2 separate regions of the Mus musculus genome follow, and region 2 is linked to region 1. A link is a loop called in an ENCODE intact Hi-C map of the cell type or tissue named here. Cell type or tissue: left cerebral cortex. All regions are shown on one strand.

Region 1 (8,000 bases):
GACAGTCTCAGATGACCTGCTGTGTCCCAGGGCAGCTAGTGCAGAACTCCATCCTGGCAGAGTTAGGCAAGCCAGGGAGTACCAGCCAATGGCCTACCCTGTGGCCCCAGAGCTAGGTAGGCAAGTTGCTACCCAAACAACCACCAGAGGAGATTTATAGCTGTGCCAAAGTCTACCTAGCATAAACACATTTGAATCTTCTAGGGCTGAGCTCTAGACACCCCCATATTTTTTTTAATGAACCAGAGTGAAGGGAGCTTAGGGCACCGTGGAAATGATTGTTCCCTCCCTGGTCATGGTGAGGGACACAGGACCAAGAGCAAGAAGAAACAGCACAGTAAGCGCCCCTCACCCTAGACACTAGTGTGCTCAGGTTGACATGAGTGTCCAGGGCTGGGGAAGAATAGATGCAGTCACTCTAAAGACTTCTGCACTTCCACTGACTCCCCTGCCGAAAGCATCTTTAGCTGGGGTGGGCAAGCTGAGCAGATGGTCCCCGCTGGCTAAAGTGGGGAACAGTCTATTGAAAGGTTCCAGTCATTTTCACAGAGGTATGATTTGAGGTTGAGACAGAGAAGGACAGATCCAGCAGACGTGGTGGGGACATGTTGCTGCCTAGTGTCCCCAATGGTTCTGGTGTCCCAACTAAATAAGCCACAGCTGTAGAACTTCGCACTGAACAGAGGCGAGGCTCCACCCACCTCACTTCCAGGCTCAGGACCTATAAGCCAACATCTTCTAAGTGGGTGCTGGGATGTACCACTATCTCCCCTCTAGGCTGGGGTATTCTTGACCCCCACCAGCTTCTGGGGATGTTAGCATGCAACCTACAGGTAATGTATCCTCTCTAGGTGCCAGCAAAGTCATGACACCTTCTGGAGGAGTCTATATTAGGGTCTAGAAGCCTAGTTTCTTTGTTCTCGGGACAACTTGGAACAACTCAGACCACACAGAAGCTCTAAAACCTTCCTCTTACCCATGAAGACACCTGAGTACCACAGCCCAGCTTTGCTTATTGTTTGGTCCCAGCCTCTCCTCCCCTTTCTGTTAGCCCAGATTTGACTCCAAAAGTAACTCCAGTAAAACTGAACATTAGCCCTGCCTCACTTTGTTCTCCCGAAGCCAGTCTGCAGCAAGCAGACTCACCTCACTGGAGTAGCATGGCACCAGGCCAGGAGTAAAGTAGGAAAAAAGTGAAGCCAAGTGCCCTCTGCACAGAAGAAGAGAGGAGGTGCCTGACAGAACCCATCCTTGGCTAATCCAGGGCCAGCAGAGAGGTCAGAAGCTCCACATGGGAAGAGAAGTGAATGGCTCTTTGATCATACAACCCCCAAAGTGGATGCATATAAGGCAGGAAGGGGAAGGGGGGACTTAGTAACAGAAAGGTGTGGTGGGGTGCACCTCAGTTGGTAGTGCTTGCCTAATATGCACAAAGCCCTGGGTTTGAGCTCCAGCACAGAGCACAGAGACCAGATGGTGTGTGCCTGTAACTCCACCGCGCAGGGAGGTGGAGACAAAAGAATCGGTAGTTCAAGGGTATCCTCAGCTACATAGCAAGTCTGAGACAAGCCTGGGATATAAGAGACTTGGTCTCTCAGAGAGAGAGAGAGAGAGAGAGAGAGAGAGAGAGACCAACGAAGCTTCAAGAATCCCAACCACTTTATCTGGAAGCTTGACAAAGGTGGATGTCACCAGATTAGAGTGCACCTCCGTAGTAAATGATTCTTAATTTTGTGTAACAAAGACACCAAGCTGCCCAGCTTGTAAGGAACATAGGCAGGACTGAAGAATAGATAACTATCCCATGTGCTCTTAAGCAATGGCCCTAGCTGCAGAGGAATGACGGATGCCTCTAATTTGCACATCAGAGCACAGAGGAGGGTAAAGGCCAAATCTGTACAACTTCTTAAAGAAACAATTTAAGATCCCCTTTCTATAAGCCTGGCACTGCCATGTTCCCCCTCTGAAAGTCTACGTGTAAAGACTCTCCAATTGGGAGAACCCGTAGTTAGAAAGCAGTATGTTGCTTTCAGACAGCTATGCACAACACAGCTTGGCAAGAGGAACTCACCTGTGGCAGGAACCAGAACCACGAGCCAGCTACCAGGGCCCAAGAACAGCATACACACCACCCAACTCCGCCCAGATACCACCGCTCCCACCCTGCCCCCACCCCAGATCATCCTTCCATCCCTAGGAGGCACCAAGGTTCCCTATGGACGCTTTTAAATTCAGCAAACACGCCCCATCCATCCAGGAGTCCCAGGGCTGCCCCTCTGTGCCGGATACCACAAGCTGAGCTTCAGGCATGCCCAAAAGTACAGCCCTGGCTGGGGATGAAACCAACTCTGCCAGTGAGCTAATTAGTGGCCCTGAGAGGTTAGGAACACTGACTGACAACTAATAGCTCCATCTCTCTGTTTCCTGCTGGTGTATTATTAATTCATTCCGCCTTTCCTGTGGGACCTGAGAGATAACACGGACGGCGAAAGTTCACATTTCAATGTGAGGCTGAGATGCAGGGGAGGGGCGCTATGAAGCAGCAGCAGCCAGGAGGTGGGGGAGTGAGGGCACAACGCGGGAAAGGCCCTTCCACAGGCGGCTCCCACGGACTCAGCCTGCAGAAATGGAAGTGCAGGCATAGCAGCACGTGCCACGGGTTTTCCTTGGCAGATCCCCCCATCACTGAACTTGAGATCACAGCAGTTATACGTATTGCCTTATAGAGACGCTAAGAACCATCTTTCTAGAAACAGCCAGAGAAAGGGGACCATCTTATACTAATATTTTTAAGTAAATTTAAAAAATTTTTAAAAAGCAAATTGTAAACTTCCAAGCATAGTTTGATTTCACTTCCGTGACAGAGAAGACAGAACGGGGGTGAAGGAAAGAAGGAACAAGCTCTAGGCAGCTTAGTCATTGGAGACGGGGAAGGACAACTGTTGTGTAGATGGTACCCTGGGAAGGATGAGATCAAGGGCTACGGCACAAAGCTGGAGTGGACCCAGCACGTTCATTACATCAGCGACACACTCCGCTGACCCACGTATGCTTTCTTTCGTTAACTAGCCACAGCTCTGACCTGCTCTAAACACAGAACCTCCCCCTGCTCTAAGTCTGGGGAGGATGGGGGCTTCTGCAACTAACACCCGCAGGTAATGAGGCGGTGTCTTAGGGCACAGGGCGAACATGATGAAGCTGGGCGGTGTATGTGGGCATCGCTGCAAAGGATCTGCAAGCAAGGGGCTCTGGACGAGAGGGGAAGGGGAGGAAGGAGGCAAACTCCACCCACATTCGTCCCTTCTCTACTTCAGGACAAGAGAAAAGTGGTGGGCCGGGGTGGGGGCAGATAAAAGAGAGCAAGGCCTAGGAATGGCCAGCAGAGGGATGTGCAGTGTTAAGAGGAAAGGGCTCCAAGTCAGGAAGCTGGCACGTGGCTGCACCTCAGCTTCTCAGATGAAGTTATGAGACGGTGGTATCAACGGTCTCGTGCAGCTAGGTGCTGGGGCTGCGTGGGCATCGACCCTGTTACATAAGCATCTGTTTTCAACGATGTTTTCAGCTCTAATGCCCACCACAGATTCCCTCGATTATGTTCACCTCCTCAGCACTGTTTCTACTCTGTCTCCGGGCATCCTATCACATCCAAGGGAAGATGTCCTTCATCTTTGCCTTGACTCACGTGCAGCCAAGGTACCCCGGTGGGCTCTTTCAGAAGCAGGATGAAAAGCCAGTGCAGGCTAGGGTGGCGGGGATGCCTGGGATTAGAGCGATACCTCTGGCCCTGCTCACCCTCTCTGCCAAGGTTTTAGTTTCTGCTTCCTGGCCTGTCATTCGATGAATGGCCTCTAGGATGCGCTAGTTCTCTGTAACAATGTGCAGCTTCCCAGACTATGACTGCAATGAACAGACAAAAACCACTGGAGGGCAGCATAGAGTTACTTTCCCTTTTTACTACTAGCATGATGTGGTTTTCAATACTCTTTTTTTCCCCCCATAAAGATGACTGTGCAACAGATCTAGTGCTGGCATAGTGTTCAAGAAAAGGCAGAGACACCTATGCACCTCCACCTCTACCCCCACCCCAGAGCAGCTGATGGCTTCAGGGGAAGCAGGAAGGCTAGCTTCCTACTGCCTTGAACTTCCTACTGCTTTGAGGCGGGAGGTGGGTGTTTCTTCTCCCTCTCTCTCCCTCTCTCCCTCTCTCCCTCTCTCCCTCCTCCCCTCCCCCTTCCACTTCCCCCTCCACCTCCCCCTTCTCCCTCTCTCCTCTCCCTCCCTCTCTCCCCCTCCCCCTCCCTCCCCACCCACCTCCCCCTCTCTCCCTCTCTCCTTCTCTCCCTCCCTCTCTCTCCCTCCCCCTCCCTCCCCCTCTCCCTCTCCATCTCTCCCTCTCCCCCTCCTTCTCCCCTCCCCCTCCCCCTCCCCTTCCCCTTCCCCCTCTGTGTTTATACTATGTAGGCCAGACTAGTCTCAAACCCGAGATCTTCCACCTCAGCTTCCTGAATGCTGACACTGTCTGTCAGTCACTGTTCCTGAAGCATGTGTTCCTTGTACTTCTAGCAAAGCAGGAGCCTTCTTTAGCCCCCAGTGGGGGGTCTAAGGACAGATCCACAGCTGTGAGTCAAAGCTGCATTGCTTCAGGCAACACCCAGTTCTTTTTCTCTCTCTGCCCCAGAGGGAAGTTTCTAGAACTGTGGAAGATATAAAGGTAGAAACACTAAGAAAAACAGAAGTCATTGAAGACCAGTTGTACAGCTGGACCCTTGTTTTGAAGCTTTCCAGAACAAGTAAAGAAATCGAAGGGTAGGTGCTGAAGCTGCCCAAAGGGCCTGTGTGTGCGTGTGTGTGTGTGTGTGTGTGTGTGTGTGTGTGTGTGTGTGTGTGAATGTTCATGTGTGAGTGCACAGATGCATGGATGCACATACATGTGTTTTCATGTGGAGACCAGAGGTTAGCATGTATGCTTCCCTTCCTTATATTTAAAGTAAGGTCTCTCACAAAACCCAAGGTTAAAGCCAGCTGTTGAGTGAGCCTTGGAAATCTGCCTGCTTCTGTCTGCCCAGCTCTAAGGTCCTAGGCACACATGCGTGGCATTTGTCTGAGTGTGGGGATCTAACTCGGGTCCTGGGGACTGCACTATACCAACTTTCCATCCGCAAGGGGCCCATATCAAAGCAAATCCCTAGGACTTGTCAGATTGTGTTGGCTCCGGGGGCGGGGAGATGGGGGTGGGGAGGCTGTTCCCCTGGCTTCTCTGTGACTTCCTGTTCTGCTCAGAACCCCAAGGAAGCAGGACGTATGCTGCAGGTCTCTTAGCTGCTGGCTCTCAAATGTGTTGCTATCTGATGATAACAGTGCTGACATGTTGAAGGCATGTGTCCTGTTCTGCAGGCATGTTATACTGAAACTCTAAGAGTCCAAAATATGTAATCTCTGAGCTAGGGGAGTCGGACCTTACTGGACTGGAAATTCAGGAGCTTCAGGGCCAGCTGTCGTACAAATGATAGAACGAAGCTGAAGGTAGCAATAGGGTTAGTAAGGACTAACATGACCTTCAGACTGCCTAGCCTCCAAAAGGACATAATTTGAAATGGAGCTAAAATATCAGATCATTAAACAAAAGAATTTTTAGTCAACTAAATAAATTTTTCTCCTGCAATGATTTCCATGGACACTATTATTCAAAGCACTAAGCCAAGTTGTGCCCAACTTTGCCAGCAGGTGGCAGCACGTGCCTCTAGATCTGTGTGGGGTCCGCCGCTTCTCAAGAGGGCCAGAGGGAACATGGCTTAATAGCCTTTAAAATTCAGCCAGAACGCCCTAAGGCAGAGATATCTGCCTCCTACAGAATTTGTAGTACTGTTGAGTACAATGTAAATGATTGGGAGGATGCTATTTGAACGTCCAATTGTCCTTCCTCCCAATCTGGCTGTCCCATCCTCATTGGAACACCACACACACACACACACACACATACACACACACACACACACACACACACACACCAGTACAGCAGAGCAGATGAAGATGAGACAAGAGTGGGAATTCAGGAGTGGTGCATTGCTCACCACATGATCCTGCACGTGGAGGAGTGGTTCCTGCAAAGCACCAGCCTCCTAGCATCCCCATCTTCTTCACCTGTCTGGTCAGGACGATGTTGATGCTAAATGTTCATGCGTGCTCACTGCTGTCTTGTGCCAGGAACTGTGTGTTTCCACACCTACCCACCCACAGGCTGCTGAGATCCACTGTGTCTGCAGCAGATCCCCAACCCTAGCGGAGCCAGCCTCTGCTTCACCTCCCTCAGAAGCCCCAGGCAGATGGTAATGGTAAGTAATGGGCCTTGGGGGTGAGGAACATGGCACCTCGGGGAAAGGGCCAAGCAGTAGAGCAGTTGTTACATATAGTTTCCCTCCCTCCGAGGCTGTTTAAACACACCCCTGCACTCATCTGCAATCCAGCAAAGGAGGAGAATGAAGCTTGGAATAGAACATCAAACAAGACACAGTCTGCCAAGATCAGCCAGTGGCAGGAAGGAAGAGCGTCCCCGGACAACTCGCACTATGCCTGCCTTGCTTTACAGCCCATGAGTTCCACAGGGCTAGCCTGCTCTACAGCTAGAGTCCCCGTTATCCTGAGCTTCCTGGACTAGTCCTGACAATACGGCAGAAAAGCCTGGTGAGAACCTAGGTCATAATTTTCGCCACGACAACACTTCATGGAGAATTCTTCCCTTTGCAATCACACCAAATGCAGGTGTTGTTTTTGACCCTGGTGGTGACCAGGGAGTAACAGCCTCTCCCCGTAGCTCTGACACTCGTCAAAGGAGGCAGGAAGCTGCCGGTGGTGACAGGACACAATGGCCAGGGGCCTCTTGTAGACTGTATGATGAGGGCAACTTTTTTGGGGAGGCATCAAAGGTCTAAATGACAAGAGTTATGGTTATACAGTTGATCTAAAGGGGAAAAAATCATTCTAGACAAAGAGTAAATCCAGGGAAGGAACATAAACAGACTTTGTCTGAGTGTGAAAGCAGACCAGTACTAAGGGAAAACAGGTCGCTCTCTACGGAGATTGAGAGAGACTCATGGCACAGAGCAGGTGGGGGACACGTTGTCCTCTGATGTAATGAAGAGCTGTATCAACTCTAAATGGCCCTGTCGCTGTGATGGATACACTCACTGCTTTCGGGAAACCAACATCCAAGGGGAGAGGCCAATTAGAGCGCTATTGTGATAGTGTAGGTGACAGTGGCCTGGCCAGAAGAGAGAGAAAGGAGGAATGAGTGATATCTAGCATTTGGTTTGGGCAACTGGATAGATGGCACTGCATCCTGAGCCAGGACTAATGATGGGGTGAAACCATGTCAGAAGGGGGTGAGGAGTTTTGTTCCTATAGTGTTATATCTTAAACATGAGACAAGAGTGCAGAGATATCAACCAAATATTTTGCTACAAGAATCAAAGGTTTGGGGACTGGGGATGTGGCTCAGCAAGTAAAAGCGCTTGCTACAGGAGCTTGAGGACCTAAGTTCAAATCCCCAGCACTTACGGTAACATCAACAAAACAAACAAACAAACAAACAAAAAGCCCTGGGCATGGCTGTACACAATGCCTGTAACCCATGAGCTGTGTGAAAAGGGGGTACAGAGGGGTGTGAACAGGAAGATCACTAGGGCTTCCTGGCCACTAGCCTAGTTCCAGACTCAGTGAAATACCCTGTCTCAAGGGAGTAAGCTGGAGAGGGGTGGGTCAGGACACACACACACACACACACACACACACACACACACACACACGGACACACACACACAGGAGTTGAGTAAATAGAGAGTCCTAGTTGATGCCACCCATGAAGACTGTAGGCACAGAGGAAGCCCAGAACGATCCTGGGTCTTATTAACATTGCTCTATGTGGTCTAACAAAAGTGTCTCAGATTTACAACAGGACTGCGAGGTAAGCATTAAATCCCACCAGGGCTTACAGTCTGCCCAAG
Region 2 (8,000 bases), 440 kb after region 1:
AAATAAAAAGGTCCAGTGCCTTAGACCAGCACTTCCCACCCTGGGGGTCGAGGCCCTCTGGGGGTTGAACAACCTTTTCACAGGGGTCACATATCAGATCCTGCACATTTTTACATTGACATTTACATTATGATTCATAACAGTAGCAAAATTTGTTACAAAGTAGCAACAAAAATTATTTTATGGTTGGGAGTGACCACAACATGAGGAACTGTATTCAAGTGTCACAGCATTAGGAAGGGCCCTGCTTTAGGCTATGGTTTCCTTCCTAACTCTGCACAGGGGAGGGTGCAGAGAACAGAATAGCTCTGCGCTCCCAGCACACAGCACAGAGCAGGATTTCCGGAGGTCTGGTAGAGGTGAGTGTGCGGAGGTGATTTGCTAAGCCTGGCACTCGGAGAGGGAGATGCTTAGCTGGTGCCCTGTATTCACTGAATGTGAACTGGGTACACTAGCTACTGAGACAGTATTGGGGGTGTAGACATCATATTCCAGTGAGGGGAGAGAGACATGGAGGGGTGAAACTCTGTGAGAAGGCAAACAGCAGAAGCCACGCAGCCTAAGGACTGTGGTGACTTCTAAAGGAGGAAAGAACAGGCGTCAGCAGGTAGAGACAGCAGAGGCAGTCAGGTGCAGATTCAGTCAGACTGCGTGATCTGACTGTAGAAGTGTCTGTCTATTCAGCAGAGGCCAAGAGTGTTCTGGGAAAGTGGGGAGATGTAAAAGCCACAGACAGCAGATCTGGAAGCAGTCCTGGCAAGGTGCCATTGGTATGGCCAGGTCTGTCCAGCCTCAGAAAAAACACCTTGGAGGCCACGTGGAGAAAGACCAGAACAAAGAGGCCAGTCAAGGCTTGCCGTGACATTACAGATGGGGATTGTTTAGGGGTTGGAGAGATGTCTAGGCGGCTAAGAGCACTGGCCGCTCTTCCAGAGAACCCAGGTTCGATATCCAGTACCCGCATAATAGCTCATAACTGCTTATAACAACCCCAGTCCGAGGGGGATCCAATGCGCTCTTCTGGCTTCTGCGAGTACCAGGCATGCACAAAGACATATATATGAAGGCAAAACACACAGAGAAAATACTTCTTTTTAGAAAGAAAGGAAGGGAGGGAGGGAGGAAAGAAGGAAGGAAACAAAGAGACAAAGAAAAGAAAGCTCATTTGGACTAAGGAGTCACTGTGGCCAAGGAGTAGGTTAAAGAATGCAGGGCACGAACTCTCCAGCACACAGGCAACAGGGAGAGAGAGAGAGAGAGGACAGTAGGTGGTGGGTGAAGAAACAGGATTAAGGGTCACTCACACACAGTAAGCACAAGTACTGTGAGACAGTCGTGAGGATGCTAGCGGCTCGCCACTGCTGTGACTTGGACTTGCCTCCCCTTCCACTCTCATCCCATTAGACCACACCACTGGAACCACACCCTATAGCCAGGGCCCTGGGGACTCACCAGATGCAGGGTCTGTAACGATGGGGCTCTTTTCACTTTGGGGGTGCTGGTCTGTGGAGCCAGGGCTGAGGGCTGCAGTTGTTCCACACTGTAGCTTCGGGATGGGCCAAGTCTGGGCTGGGGTGTGTGGCCCAGGGCTGAGAAAAGCTTTTTGAGCCCCAGGGCAGAGGTAATGCTACTCCTCCTTTTCTTGTTCCCATCAGAATGGGTGCTTGAGGGTGACCTGTGCCCTGCACTGGCCTCAAGTGATGCTCTGAAACGCAAAGGGGAGGGCATGAGCTGGATGTATCCTGCATCGTAGGGCTCCACAGACCCCAGTGGACCAGGGCCCATGTCCTCAAGGAGGTTCTAAGAATCAGGCTGTAGCAAGGAGAGCCACGCAGACTCTGCCAGGTACCCCGTGAAAGTAGAAGCCATCCACTCCGCTCCCGCGGGATGTCTCACAAGCCTCCTATCTGTCCGCCCTCAGCTAAGGGAATAGAGAAACTTATCAACAACAGGCCACAAGAAGAAGAGAAGCCAAACAGTGATGTGTGGGGTGAAGCAGGGTGGGACTAGGCACTTATTTTAAATAGTTTCCAGGGAAGAGCTCTTTGGCAGAAAACAATCTTTATACCAAGGGCCAATGACAGGAAGGAGTCAGGCCCTTAAGCCTGAAGTGAGAACTGTTAGAGCACAGAACAGCTGGGACCTCTGTCTGAGCAGAAACAAATGTGATGAGTTCAATGACAGCAGCCAGGTAGGGAGAGAAGCAGGAAGGGGTGTGCGGTGAAGCCAGGCAGGCAGGGAAGTCCCACCACGCCAAGCACTGTCAGCCCCGGGAAGAGGAGAGGAGAGGCTACTGTGGGGCTTTAAGTAGGACAATGATACCATTTAATTGGGTTCTAAAAAAATATTCCCTTGTGCAGCTAAGAAGCGAGACAGCTTAGACCAGATGGTAGAGAGAGGGGCTGGGGGCTGGCGAGGGCTGCCGGTGGGTAAGGGAGGGAAAGCAGGAGGAGGCAGATCGAGGTCTAAGCTGTGGGGACAGCACCACAGCTGCTGGGAAGGGGGTGTGGGGAAAGCAACCGTGGTGTTTTTATTGAGGGAACAGCTAGATACTTGAGAGAGATGTCCAGGAGGAACTGGCCAGACAGTCCTCACATTGTGGCAACCGTCCAGACCTGTCTGGGCCGTCAGGAGGCCGAGTGCTGTGTGCAGTCACAGGATACAGTCTGGAGCTGGGAAAGCCCTTACAAGTACCAGGTTTGCCTAGGCTTTGAACTTGGTCCAAGGAGGTTCCAGCAAGGTCTCAGGTGGCTAGGCCTCAGCTGGTGCAAGGAAGGGGATCAGTTTGCATCCTGGGAGCACCTTGAGGGCTGTGGCCCTCAGCTGTATCATTAGTAGCTGGGGCTCAAGGGTGGGGATATTACTCCGTGCCTCAATGAAGTCCGTCAGATAAAGAGAATTAGCAAAGGTGGGGCTGGAGTAGGTCAAGTGCATAGAAGTGGCATAGAAGCCTGAGGACCTGAGTTCAGATCCCCAGTGCCCACTTACAAGCCAGGCCACGCAGAGCAGCACGTCTGTAACCCCAGTTCCAGGAGGCAGAGACAATGTGGGTTGGGGGTTCAAACACACGGTGTGAGGCAACTAAGTAAGATTCCCCCAATGTTAACATCTGGCCTGTATATATACTTAGATACGTACAGCCATGTGTCCCCAGACACACGTGTACCCGGTTTTCCCTATGAGCACACATGTACAACACACACACACACACACACACACACACACACACACACACACACACACACACAGAATTAGGGAGGGTGGTTTAGGGCACCAGGATGTGGTCTAGGGCCTTCTGGGTCTGGAAGAGGAAGTTAAGAGACACTATGCTCCAGGTGGTATGTCCCCATCCAGCATGCCTTATGTCGTCAGGGCTTGCTCCTGCCACTCACCCAGTGGGCACATGGCCCCCAGAGCTGGATCCTGTCCTCTGTGAACCTCCTCCCCACTCCTGGCTGCGCTCAGGCTCCTCTGAGGTAAGGGCGAGGGTGATGGCTGTAGAGTTGACAGTGGCGATATCCACTGACTGGAGAGAGTCCTGGAGTGTTCCTGCAACAGCCACAGAGCCGCCCCTGCTACATGACTGTCCCCACAGGTCACACGGGGGAAAGGCCCATTTCCCAGCCTGACCTGAGGAGCAGGAGATGCCGGGGAGAGGTGGGAGCCGTAGGAGCAGAAGCAGTAGAAGCCCAGGAAGCAGTCAGTGAAGGAGGCGGGGCTCATCCTTGAGCATCTGCTAAACTGGAAACTTTGAGGATAAGAGTGGGGGTGCTATGGAGGACTGTGGACTACTGTTACCCCATCACCCAGCTGGGCACCTAATAAGTATTTGTTAAGTGTTAGTTACTTGTGGTAGGTCATGCCCATTCCGTGTCAAGGGACACAGTCGAGAACTGGGGAAACAATCTAAAATTGCCACAGCTTTTACTATAGCTTCCATCTTGGGTCCATTGTATGCACTTGGTGATATGAAGGGTGACTGAACCCTTCATAGACTTGCCCTGTGGTTCCCACGAGACAGGCTGTATCTTAACCCTCCCCGTCTAGATAAGAAAACATGAGGATAGAGAGAGGAAGCGGTTACCCAGGGGCCCTGTCACTAATAAGAGAATCCTCACTAAGTTCTCAAGGAAGTGCAGACTCAGGGTTCCCAGAAAGGTCACTGCATCTCAGAAGGTCTGCAGGACGTGGCTAGGTTCACACCAGCCTGGAGCCCACACAGGAGAGGGAGGCACAGCTGAGCTCGGTGTGGAGGGCGGGAGATGGGTGGAGGCAGAACAACTAGGGGGGAGAGGCTTTGCCTCAGCAACTTCACTGCTGTCCGCTGGGATCACAGCAGTGCGGATCAGAGCGGGCACAGAATCTGCCCACGGCGAGACTCCTCCTCCCTAGGGCAAGGAGCTTTGGCAGCCTTGCCCATTAGAATCTACTAGCAGGTCGGACAACCAGGGCCACGGAGGGATCAGAGCGGCAGCTTGCTGTAGTGCTCCCCCTGCTGGTCACTGCACCCCACAGACACGTGTGACCACAGAGAACCTTAAGGGCAGGGAGCCTGCTTGAGTAATTTCCCACAGTGCGCAGGACAGGTCTGAGCTTGTACAGGGTGCATGACCAACAGTGAACAAGGCAGTGCAAAGCACAGAAGAGAGAAGGTGGAAGAGGCAGGTGACTGTCGGTAGTCACTCTTCTAAACAACAGTAGATTACTCATAGTTTACAAGAGTCAAATGCCCACAAAGCCTGGCCCCAGCAGCTGTGGACTGAAGCTTCCCCTACACACCCCAGAGTTCCCATCTGGCTCCATCCCCACCGAGGTCCAAGCCCCTGCTCCCCATCCCCCAAGCACAGAACACTGGCTAACTTGCTCCATGCTCTTGCTAAGTCCTGCACCCAGCTGGTGCTCCCCTACATCCTGCAGGCCTGCTGCTGCTCTGAGGGATCCACAAGGTGCTGGGGGCTGGGGGGAGGGGGAGTTATGGGCCTTATCCTAAGGTGATTAGGATGGAGAGCAAATGACAGCAGTCCTTACCATCTCCATTGCTCTCCAGAGGCAGCACAGGCTCCTGACAGCACTGGTCCTTTTCAGATCTATTCCTGTGGACAGCCACTCCTGAGGGCCCCTGCAGCCCTAGAGGGATGCTGCTGCTGGAGTTGTTGTTGAACAGGTCCAGCAGTGGATGCTTGACTTGGGGGCTACAGGGTTGGGGTTGGGGTCGCGTGAGAACCACAGTTCTTGGAGGGGACACAGGCAGGGGGCTATCCATATGCTCTGCCTGGTGTTCCTGCCAGTGATGCCCCTTCTGGACTGACTTCCTCGGAGGCATAGGGCAGAGGGATTTCCTCAAAGAAGGAGGGGTTGGCACTTCCTCGGGGAGGGTCAATGTTGACTGTGAGGCTGGGAGGGGTGCAGAGGGCTCTTCATGGCTCCGTTGGAGGGGAGAAGTGCAGAGAGTTTTCAGAGACTCATGGCTTTCAGGAACTTGGTCTGGTGGTTGGCCTGATCCTGAGGACCCACGTGTCTTGGAAAACGGCACAGCATAAGCTGTCCTGCATGGAGATCTGCAGTCCTCGGGGTGGGCACAGTGACTTCCTGACCGAGGTCCAAGCTGCCCCTGGGACCAAGGTCTCTTAGGTTCCAAGGCAGGTTTAGGCACAGCATCTTCCTCTGGAAACAGAGTCCCCTGAGGTATGTGTCCACTGGCTTCTCTCCCCTCCCCTCCTACAACCCCATCATCAAGCTGGGGCAGGTGAGACCAGGCCTGAAGGCCGCAGGGCAGCTCCGCCTCAGCCTTTCTGGACCACCTGGGACCTCCCTGGGGCCTAGACCCATGCCACCGCTGCTGGGGGCTGCTCACTCGGATCTGCTCACCTGCCCTGCTAGACTGAGAGGTCCTGGCATCAGTACCATCTTTCCAGCTGTCTGAACTGTGGGTGCTGTCCAGGGCAGAGTCCTCCTCTTCCTCAGGGTGTGTGGCAACAGTGTCTGTGATGTGTGTTTCCCGGATCCATTCTGTGTGGAGCCCTGGGAATGGGGAGCTCAGACCATGGGAATTACAGGGCCCCAGCAGTACTGCCTCTGCCTCACAGGCAGCCTGGAGACTCCGGAGGACTCTCAGGTCAGAGGCTGCCCTCTCCTCAGCAGGGCAACGCTCCTCCAGACAGCTGCCACAGGCTGGACACTTCCTCTCATTGTCCCAAGGAGGTGGTGGTACAGGGAAGTTACTCTGGTCCAGGCAGCCCACGGCCCTATGAAATGAGCTATTCCCTACAATGCGGTTAATGTAGTTGGTTAGGTCGGGTTTGGAGCGTAGAGGTCCTTGGTCCACAGCATGGAGCACTGTGCTTAACACTTGACGCTGGCGCTGCTGAAGCCGGTCCAGGTACCGGAATTCAGCCTCGTGGGCAGACTCATCTTCAAAACGGACATGAGACAGGGGCATTTCTTGCTTGGGCCACTGCCCATTGCTGGACTCTATGCTGGAGGGGTCATTCAAGTTCCCATTCTGGAGGTTCTCTCTGTAGGCAGAGGTGGTCCTCAATTCCGGGGCTGGGCTTCTCTGGCCATTTCTAGTGAAGAGACAGGAGAAAAGTCACATGCAGGGAGGTGGAGAGGATAACCAGTGTGCCCTGGATGTGCTCTGGCCCAGGCCTCACCACTCTGGGGCACATTCTCCCATGGTGCCTGACGGTACCAACAATCCACAAGGTTACCCCCAGTCAGGCTCCCGGGAAGACACGTGACAAGCCCCAAGCCCTGCAGGATGAGCACATCTCAAAACATCTGAGTACACAGCTGCTCAACAAAACTGATACATCCTTCTTTATTTTTAACTCACTCTCTACTGCTGGGCTCAGCATGAGTTAACAAGAAAAGCTACTAAGCCAGGGACTATGCAGAAGAAAGAAGGCAGACCTTATGTGCACTCTGTGTGTGCATGTGTGTATACATGTGTGTGTATGTGTGCATGTGTATGCACGTGTGTATACGTGTGTGTGTATACGTGTGTGTGTGTGTGTGTGTGTGTGTGTGGGTGTGTGTGTGTGGACAGTGACAGATTGTAGAAACATGTTCAGTCAGTCCTGTGTGAGGAGCTCTACATCTGGAGATTCAACCAGTCACATAATAAAAACATTTGAAAATAAAACTCTGGATCTGTGTGTCCGTACAGAACACATAGGGACTTTATTTTCTTTGTCTTCCCTTAAAAGCAGTGGTTCTCAACCTTCCTAATGCTGCGACCCTTTAGTACAGTTCCTCATGGTGTGGTGACCCCAACCACAAAATTATTTTATTGCTACTTCATAACTGTAATTTAGCTACTATAATGAATTGTAATGTAAATATCTAATATGCAGGATATTTGATATGTGACCCTTGTGAAAAGATCATTCAATCCCAAAAGGGTTGTGGCGCACAGGTTGAGAACCACTCAACAGTACAAAATAGAAGATAGCCCTTAAATACTACAAAGCAGCTACCACTGCAAAGCACTTCTGTGCTTAAAGGCTGTGGGTAATCTAGGGATGCACAGGAGGATGTGGCTAATCGGGGTGTAAAAGCTACACTCTTTTATGTCAAGGGTTCTGGTATCCAAGGGGGCTCCTAGAACCCGCCCCCTGTGACCACTGAGGAGCAGTTTGAAGTGCTGAAAAGCCTCTGAGGGAAGTCTCCATGGGTATTCTGTGGGCCTGGAAGTCTGGGACTTGGAGCATCCCTGACCTGAGGATCCCACACAGGATCCCTCAGGCCTTGCTGGGATGGGCTGCACCTGGGCAGACCCTGGTGCCTCTCCTAACACAACGGCAGAGCTCCTGCCCTAGTCCCTACCTCACACACCAACGCTGCCTTCGGATGCACACTGCTGTGCTTCATATCCTTTTTAGCTTTAGCTCTGGAAAATGCTAGCTGGTGGCCAGATCCTGCTCAGCTGCACACAAATGCCATCTCAGGACCCAACAGCCAGGTAACAGACCCACGGCCCACATTTCTTCCTTTTCCTG

Evidence for each region. A loop is a pair of places that touch in the nucleus more often than their neighbours do. Peaks named below come from ENCODE experiments on the same cell type or tissue, not always from the same donor. Only the 100,000 strongest peaks of a DNase experiment are listed, where the experiment ranks them.
Region 2: it touches region 1 in a loop (4-fold over the local background); 33 of 42 quality-filtered maps call a loop at or near these places.

What each region holds. Positions count from the first base shown.
Region 1 is chr1:154,782,537-154,790,536 of GRCm38, forward strand. Gm51649 (a long non-coding RNA gene) reads left to right here and starts at 4,449. Exons shown (of 4, transcript XR_003948055.1): 1 at 4,449-4,806; 2 at 6,205-6,332; 3 at 6,427-6,681. It also overlaps a transcript of Cacna1e not described here. In left cerebral cortex, CTCF peaks have their summits at 3,898 (motif pointing right) and 5,721 (motif pointing right); DNase peaks (open chromatin) are centred at 3,880, 5,743 and 6,146; H3K27ac peaks cover 487 bases.
Region 2 is chr1:155,219,883-155,227,882 of GRCm38, forward strand. BC034090 (cDNA sequence BC034090) reads right to left here. Exons shown (of 10, transcript NM_001370865.1): 5 at 5,029-6,566; 6 at 3,393-3,549; 7 at 1,453-1,705. Among named protein-coding and RNA genes, the nearest start is that of Gm31102, 19 kb to the right of the region's middle. In left cerebral cortex, a CTCF peak has its summit at 4,493 (motif pointing left); DNase peaks (open chromatin) are centred at 1,904, 2,365, 3,803, 4,467 and 1 more place.